2 separate regions of the Homo sapiens genome follow, and region 1 is linked to region 2. A link is an interaction called in ENCODE POLR2A ChIA-PET data of the cell type or tissue named here. Cell type or tissue: Panc1. All regions are shown on one strand. Each heading gives the region's core, and the rest is flanking DNA. Links, peaks and the distances in the headings are about the cores only.

Evidence for each region. Peaks named below come from ENCODE experiments on the same cell type or tissue, not always from the same donor. Only the 100,000 strongest peaks of a DNase experiment are listed, where the experiment ranks them.
Region 1: POLR2A ChIA-PET joins it to region 2 with 7 read pairs; 2 of 35 experiments call an interaction of 5 or more read pairs at or near these places.

Annotation. Positions count from the first base shown.
Region 1 is chr4:172,990,760-172,995,159 of GRCh38, forward strand. All of the region lies in intron 10 of GALNTL6 (polypeptide N-acetylgalactosaminyltransferase like 6), which reads left to right. Among named protein-coding and RNA genes, the nearest start is that of GALNT7, 180 kb to the right of the region's middle. In Panc1, for the core only: no CTCF peak of the experiment used is centred there; no DNase peak of the experiment used is centred there.
Region 2 is chr4:173,288,529-173,292,928 of GRCh38, forward strand. GALNT7 (polypeptide N-acetylgalactosaminyltransferase 7) reads left to right here. Exons shown (of 12, transcript NM_017423.3): 3 at 3,580-3,746. It overlaps LOC124900812 (a long non-coding RNA gene), which reads right to left and starts at 954. Exons shown (of 3, transcript XR_007058367.1): 1 at 1-954. In Panc1, for the core only: a CTCF peak has its summit at 157; no DNase peak of the experiment used is centred there; H3K27ac peaks cover 2,053 bases.

The sequences.
Region 1 (4,400 bases), core at 127-4,126, 300 kb before region 2:
CATATCTGTGGCACACAATAATTTAACATAACCATTATTAATCATAAAATATACTGAGACATATCAGAATTACAGGAATCTTACAAAGTTTTGAAGCACAAATTTATAACACATTTCTATGAATATAACTCAAAGAAAATTAAAAACCATTTTATATTTGAAAATGCTTTCTGTATGATTTTAATATACCAAATAAGCTGAATATGTCCCTTTTTGGAATTCAGGGGACCTAATTCTTAAAAAGTTAATGAAGCCAAAAAAGACTTAATTTATAATTTGATTTTGGAAAGTTTGTCAAATATCAAAGATTTAAAACACTTGGTATCATAAAATAGAATTCCATGTCACTATAAGTAATTTCTTTAACAAAAATGATAACTCAAAAATTTTAAAAAGACTTAAACTTTTACTCATTAATAGAGGGGAGATTCAGCTTTCCAACCAACAAGATCCAATAAAGACAGTATGAAGACAACTGAATCTATCTCTTCTCTCTTTTTGCCTTTTTTCTGTAGTTGATTTAAAAGGCAAAATATATTTTATTATCTCAATATTACATGAAAATCTTGTTCAAAAGAGAAAATCCTATTTTACTTTTGTATTCACGTATGATTTATGTTAAACCCAGTTTTTGTTTTTTTTTGTTTTTTTTGTTTTGAGACAGAGTCTTGCTCTGTCACCCAGGCTGCAGTGCAGTGGCATGATCTCGGCTCACTGCAATTCTCTGCCTCCCAGGTTCAAGCGATTCTCCTAACTCAGCCTCCTGAGTAGCTAAGACTACAGGGGCATGCCACCACACTCAGCTAATTTTTGTGTTGTTTTTTTTTTAGTAGAGACGGGATTTTGCCATGTTGGCCAGGCTGGTCTGGAGCTCCTGACCTCAAATTATCCTCCCACCTCAGCCTCCCAAAGTGCTAGGATTATGGGCATGAGCCACTGCTCCCAGCCTAAACCCAATTTTTAATAAAACCTCATAAACAAATTTATCTCATTTTAATTAGTGTGTAAGCATAAGATATGGTTTTGACAACTCCATTATTACTTTATAATTTCTTGTTAAAAAGCAGATCAATATTTTAAGAAAATCTTGTTATTTTGACACAGAGCCCAGTTCCGGCCCTGCATTTTATTTTAATGTTTCATTTATGGGAAAACTAAATAATATCCTTTTAATTTTAGCCAATTTGCTCACACACAGAATTTCTCTTACAAGATGAATCTATCATAAACCTTATAAACTTGCTTAAACTTTTAGTTCTATCTTCTCCTTTATTAAATTTAGAACAATTCCTAAACCCTCTAAGCTAGACCCAAAAAACCAAATTCGTATGTGTTTTTGCCAATAGCATACAACTCCTATTTTTAAGCATAAGCAATTTTAGTTATGTACCAGGTGCAGAGCCTAGGACACAGGACAGAACTGCAGATAATGTCTGACTCTTTCCAACTAGCTAAGGGACATGGCTAAATCCACATGTCCTCAGGCCTTACTTACGATTTAAAATTTGGAAAATATTTCTAAAGCAGGCAAGAAGACACCTATCAAAAGTCACAGAAGCGGTGTGTAACTTTAAAGCCTCTAGTAAATACAGTATCTGAACTGCCTAATTTAGATGAAATGTCTAAATTGTGAAGACATTTTTATTTTATTTTACCAATAATCTTTAAAACTGTCTTTATTTTTCAAAGCTTATTAGAGTCCTGTGAACTAAAAGGCATTAAAGTTTCTATTTTTCTGGCAAAATAATTTGATTTAAGTGCTTATTTTTAAAGGCAATTAATTAGAGCTCTTTTATTTATTTTAATAATGAGGCATCACACATACACACAACATATATGAATACACAGAAGCAGATCTGGTAGAATCTGCTGCTTTTAATTTTTTAAACAGTCTGGGTAGCACCAGCTAATCCATCAGAATGCAGGGTCTGAAAAATACCTCAAACGTCAGTCTTAGGTTTTACAACAGTGATGTTATCTATAGGAGCAACTGGGAGGTTATTATCTTGTGGCCTTTGGCTGCATGACTCCTGAGCTATAGTTTCTAATCTTGTGAATAATTTGTTGGTTTTACAAAGGTCATCGGATCGCTAAGCAAGCAGGGAGTTTATTTTGGGGAGAAGATGTATTGTCTTTTTTTCAAAGTTCAACTATAAGCTAAATTACTCCAAAAGTTAGTTCACCCTACCCCTAAGAATGAACAAGGGCAGCTTGGAGGTTAGAAGTGAGATCAGTCGATGAGGTCAGATTTCTTTCACTGACATAATTTTCCTATGTCAGATTTGTCTCACTGCCATAATCTTTGCAAAGGCAGTTCATCTCATGAACTGAATTGTGTCCCCCCAAAAATTCGTATGTTGAAGCCCTAATCCCCAATTGTCTGTGTTTGAAGATAGGGTGTTTAGAAAGTGAAACAGGTCCTAAGGGTGGTGCCCTAATCTAATAGGACTGGTGTCCTGATAAGAAGAGAAGAGACACCAGGGATGTGTGCACACAGAGAAAAGGCTATGTAGGGACACAGGTAAAAAGTGGCCATCTGCAAGCCTAGGAAAGAGGCCTCATAGGAGGCCAAATCCTGCTGACACCTTGATCTTGAGCTTCCTGACTCCAGAACTGAGAATCTCTCTTGTTTAAGCCACCTAATCTGTGGTATTTTGTTATAGCAGCTCTAGCTATATACCAAAACCATTCCAGGTGCCAGTTACAGAGGTGATTAAGGCAAGCTTCTCCTGAAGAATGGCTTACTGGCATGAGGTTACATTACAGACCACTGCAAGAAATAGACCCCACTCAGCCTCTCATGGCTACTTGATGAGCTTTCACTTGATATGGCCTGGACTGGCTGATTAGGTTGTGCATGCAATGGGGCTAATTAGAACTAGAACTAGACTACTGTTCGCTTCCCTCAAAACCTCTTTTGTTTTGCTCTGTTATCATTTTGTTTTGTTCTGTTCTGCTTTATTTTCAGGGAGAAATAATCTCACTGTCTTCCCAAGAAAGGATAAATCTTGGCTTTTCCGGGCATGGTGGCACATGCATGTACTCCCAGCTACTCGGGAGGCTGAGGCAGAAGAATCACTAGAACCCAGGAGGCGGAGGTTGCAGTGAGCCGAGATTGTGCCACTGCACTCCAGCCTGGGCAACAGCAGAGAAACTCCATCTCAAAAACAAACAAACAAAAAAAATATTGGCTTTTGACACCCACCCTTCATATCACAGTCCGACCAAACCCCAACCCGTTCATTGTCAGAACTATCCACTCATTGAATCTAGCATGATTCATTGCATCCACAGTAAGAAATTTGAGGAGGGAGATTAAATAAAATGCTTAAATGAGAAGCACGTATGAGATTTTTCAGAAAGCTGACTGGAGCATTCACATATTATCAGATTACTACAATAACTGTTGTATAAGATGGTGCCCTGGGTAGCATTTCTGATGTCACTGGTTTGGAAGGAGTATATTTGCTTTTTTTATAGAAAATATCAATCAGTTTTCCCTATCAGTTTTGCATGAATTTTCCTTGCTACAGGAAACAGTGATGGACTGCTGGTCAGTGTGACTTGGAACTTTAAGGCTAGACCTTTGAAATTCAACAGTTTAGGTCCCCATTAGTTTGATTTTAGAGCAGGAGTTAAGAAATAGTTTGAAGATGTATTTTTACCACACCTCAGCTGTGAGCTCCACAAAACAGAAAGGCCATTGCTTTATAATTTAAGGCTCACAGAGAAATATTTCAGGGAAGTAGTTATACCATGAAATACTTTACAAATGTTACATTACAGTTTCATATGCCAAATGAAATTTGACATTTTCACCTTTGTTCCCCTTAAAGAGCCAAGTCATCTCTTTTAATATGTTGAATGTGTTTAGCAGTGCTGACATTCGCAATAGATAACCCAGACCGTGAATTATTTTACCTGAAAATAAAGACAATTTGCAGGCCTTCCTTAGAAGACCGGCTATTACACTCAAGAATGGGCTCAAGAGAATCTACTTCTCTAGAGAACTTGAAAAGCCCCATGGGTCTCAGGGGTTTTGCTGCCATCCTGTCCAGGGCTAAAAGGTCATATCCTCAGAACCAGTCCCATGATTTTGATTGCAGGTCTTCATGGACTAATGGTCCTGAATCTTACACAGAGCTTAACAACTGTATATTAGACCATATTTTCAACCTGCTCACATTTCAACCATCTGACCTGACTTCAAAGGGAGAATTATTTTATCTAGACACCATATTGTGTGAGTAGTTTTTCAAGTACTAAAAATTTGCTTTATCTTCAAAGCCTGTGACTATGGCCCTTGGCTTTGAGGATAATATTGGAAGTGGCTTTTCATGATTGTACTAGAACCAGAGCAAATCTTAGATTTATTGGCAATTCATATATGAATCCAACCA
Region 2 (4,400 bases), core at 32-4,031:
CTGACTCCATCTATCCAGGCAGAAGTTAGAGAGGTTTGGGGTTTAATAGGCTGTCCCCAGCGGAATAAAATTAACTTGTCTCATAAAGAAACTGTTTAAATTCATTGGGCAGTGCTGAGCTTTCACGTGGAGGGAAGAAATAACCCAAAAGGAGAAGGAAACAATCCAAATGGAGAGGGAAGAGGATATTCACTTGGGGTGAAATATCCCCTTATATAGTGCCATCAGTGTCTATCATTGAGGACAAAAAGCCCTTACTAGGTGAAAATTTAAACTGATCTTGAATTTACCCTGTCTCCAGGAAATCACAAACACAACAACTCTTTGTCTTAGTAATCAGGAATGTAACTCAAAGAGTTGTTGTGTTTGTCAGTTGGTGTCTTAGTAATCAGGACTGACTCTACCCAGCAAGACTCTGTCTCTAGGATGCAAAAACACCTGTAACATTGCATAGAAAGAAGGGATAAGAGGCATGATAGCCCTGAAAAGAAAGAAGGAAAATGCAGTAGGAAAAGACTGGAGGTCCTTGTGCCAGCACCCTGACGGCTGTCGGGGACTGGAGATAATACTGAGGGGTAGCCCCAGCCAGAAACCTTCAGTTGCCCTAGGACCTCCTTCCAATCCCATGCAATGTCTGGGCCCTTTGTGAAAGGAAACTGGATTGGAATAGACAAGAAACCTCAGAAATGAAAGTAAAAGGGTAGAGGTCCGCTCTTACTCACCCTTCTGATGATCCCTTCTTCCTGCACCTAAATATGTTGTAGTTTTGCCAATGCACCATAATGTAGCAGTTTCTTGTTCTCTGAACTAGTACCTGGCTTCTTTGTCCTGCGTCCAAGAAAATTGAGCATGGACACAAGGGTGGGGGTGGAGCAAAAGTTTAATAAGAGAGAGAAGAAATGCTCCACAGCAGAGAGGGGAGTCCGAGTGGATTGCCGAGTTACAGCTAAATCCAAAAGCTTTTGTAAGAAACTCTTCTCATCTCTGTAGCAGTTTGAGCAACTTCTCTTATCAGTAAAGCTGTCTGTGCAATTCCCCTTATCTTATGCAGCTGTGGGTATGCCTCTAGGCACGCACAAAGTGCTGCTTCTCTTGTTTAACTGTGGGTTTGTTTTAGGTAAGCCCCCATCCTCTCTGTGCCAGTTTCCATGGAGCCCACCATGTATATGCCTGAAAAGGGGAGGAAACTTTTTCCTGAGAGCTCACTAATTATGGAAAGAACAAAGGGCTTCTGTACTGGACCATGTCTGCTTATCTGTGTGTAGGTGTAGCCTGAGTTTTTTTTTTCCCCAGGTTGTTTTAATTTTACCTGTTGCTGTGACTTTTCAGGCAGACCATTTCTGCAGTCTGAGTTTGCCCCAACTGATTTTTCCTTTCCTTCTGCCTCAGTTCTAGAGGGTATCTCAAAGTAGAAAGATTGTGGGGTGAAGAATAGACATTACTGAGAACAAAATATAAGAGGCATTTCAAAAATATTATCCCCAAAGCAATTCAGGAAAGAACTATGGAGCCGCTGTTATGTGTTATATGCTGGGAATATGGTAGTGAGCAAAATAGCTGAGGCTCCTGTCTTTAATGAGCTTACAGTCTTGAAAATTTTGTAGGGAAGATTTCTATGCAAGGGCATAGAGGTATATACAAAAGGATGATTATTGAAACATTATTATGAAATCAACAGAAATGCCCATCAATAAGGAAGTAATTCAGTAGACTATGGAACAGCCATACTATGGAACAGCCATACTATGGAATATTCAATAATGTATTGAAACATTATTATAATGTTTTCATTCTTATTAAAAGAATTATGTAAGTCTTATACATGCTCACATGGGAGAAAAGTCTATACGTACTCATCTGAACATGTATTCTATATACATACCAGACATGTCTACATGAGTAGACAAAATATTAAAAACTATATACAGCCAACTATTAACAATGATTTCCTCTAGGAGATGAGATTTGACATCTATTAGGGGATATCTCTCCTCCTCAGAAAAGGGAAGTAGAAGCTCTTTTAGGGAGAGGTGGAAAATCTGGAGGGAACAAGAGGATTGAATGTGACAAAACCTGCTGAAGAGAGGCAGGGAGGGAACTTTCACCTTTATGTCGTAAACTTCTATGTTGTTTGAATTTTGTACAACAAACTATGCATTACTTTGTAATTCTTAAGACAAAGAATATAAGTAAGAAAAACACATACCAATAGAGTTATTCTGGCACACAACCTGGTTTACATTTTTTGAATTATTATTTCTAAACTATACATTGGTGAAAGGAGATGGAAACATTATACAACACACAACACAAAATTATGCTCTATTCCAGCTCTGTTGTCCCCTGTCCTCTGTAAGAACGCAAGGCCTGCAGATGTTCCCCAAATGGAGGTCCCTAGGACAGCAAAGGTGCCCCTCACCACCTTCTGTCACCTTCACCCCACCCTTTTCCTCCCTCCTTCAGCCCCTTGATGTTTCTAATTCCGTCCTGTCTCCCATTCAAAGTTTCTATCTTGCCCTTTTCCCCAAGTTGCTATCTTCTGCCTTAGAAGCAAGTCCCAAATTTCCTTTCATGTTTTACGTATTTTCACCAATTCTGGTGTCCGTTGTAAATCAAAATTGCTGTCTTTCTCACCCAGTTCTGCTGTTTTAAGCCCAGTAGTTAGGGTCAGAAGAAGAAAAATGTTGCCTGAGTCCCCATCTGGGTTATAGTTTGTTTGGGGGGATTATTATCCTCACCCATCTAAAATTAGGCATACCTTGCTCTGCCTGCTTCAGTTTCTCTCCAGAAACATTACATCTTCCTACAAGATCTGCTTTTCCCTACTACTGTGTTTTTGAACTTATCCTGAAAGAGTGTTTGGTCCCTCCCAACTTTGGGTTACACTGCAAAGTACTCTTTCAGAATCAAAATGAGTCTTTACCAGTCCCTGTTTGGGGTTTCTTCTATTTAGGAAGAGGCTTCTGGAAACTGTACTCCTGCTACAGTTGTTTCAAATAGTTGTGTAGAACAACTAAGCTCTTTAGCTAATTTAAAAGCTCTAAACAATATTATCACTTTGTTCATTCCACAGTAAATTTCTGAATGCTTGCTATATGCCTCAGGTCAACCTGTTTAATATCTTTCTGAATATTTTAGTAAAACATAGCAATATAGTGTGTTTAGCTTTCAAACGCAGTAATATAATGGTTTATTTAGCAAGTGAAATAAATCTCTTGTGCCAAAAGCTCATTTCAAAAAGGAAAATAACTAAGGTCCAGGTCATGAAAAAAAAAAAAAAAAGCCAACCACCTGATAGCTGTAAATACTATCTTAAGTGTCCTCAGCATAAATTCACAAATTAAGTCTTTTTATTACAGAATAAGTATTGGTTATGCAGTAGCTTTACCTAGGAGTAACTTTATCTCATAACAGCTTCTCTCTTTTATCTTGCATTTCTGTTAAATTTTGAAGGCTATATTTCATTCACTTACCGTAGTTAAGTCGATAGTATGTAATCCAATCAGCAAATATAGTCAGCTTGGAGCCAAGCAGTATAGATTACCTGTAAATAAATATGATGAAATTTTCTCTTTACAGATGCAAGTATTGGCATTATGATGAAAACTTGCTCACTTCGAGCGTTGTCATTGTCTTCCATAATGAAGGATGGTCAACCCTCATGAGAACAGTCCACAGTGTAATTAAAAGGACTCCAAGGAAATATTTAGCAGAAATTGTGTTAATTGACGATTTCAGTAATAAAGGTAATGGCTGTGAAACTCACATTTTGTCTATAAAATAAGTTAAGCATGAATAATTGCAAAAAGGTGATTTCAAAATAATTAGCTTTAAAAAATTAATAGCATCTATTGATAGCATCTGTTATCAACAAGTTGACACTGTGCCAAGCATTGTATGTGAGTTATTTTGTTTAATACTAACAGTAATCCTTTCAGTGGATATCATTATGTCCATTTTACACGCTCAGAGATGTACAAGTAGTACACAAAAATTTGGTTGTACACAAAAATTCAGTAAAGTATACCACTGATTATAATGTTAGAAGCGAAGATAAACATAGGTAGCATGAAAATATCGTTCAAAATGGCTTTATAAAAAAGCTTCCTCCAAAATTTAATTGAGAATTCTTGCAGTCTGGATAAACCTTTGCTGGTTTTGCAAGGACATGATTAGAATCTTGAAACTGTACACATATGTTAGCACGAATAAATAGAAATATGGCCTATTTTTCCTTTCATCTCTGTGCAGCTGATCCTTTTATTAACTAATCATTTTTAAGTATCCTAGAGAATGTATAGCTTTAAAATTTTTAGCCATATCAAATGCCTTTAGAGTAGAGGCTTTAAGATACTTTAAAACTTTTCTTCAGTTCTCATGTTAATGTCAAATCTAAAAGC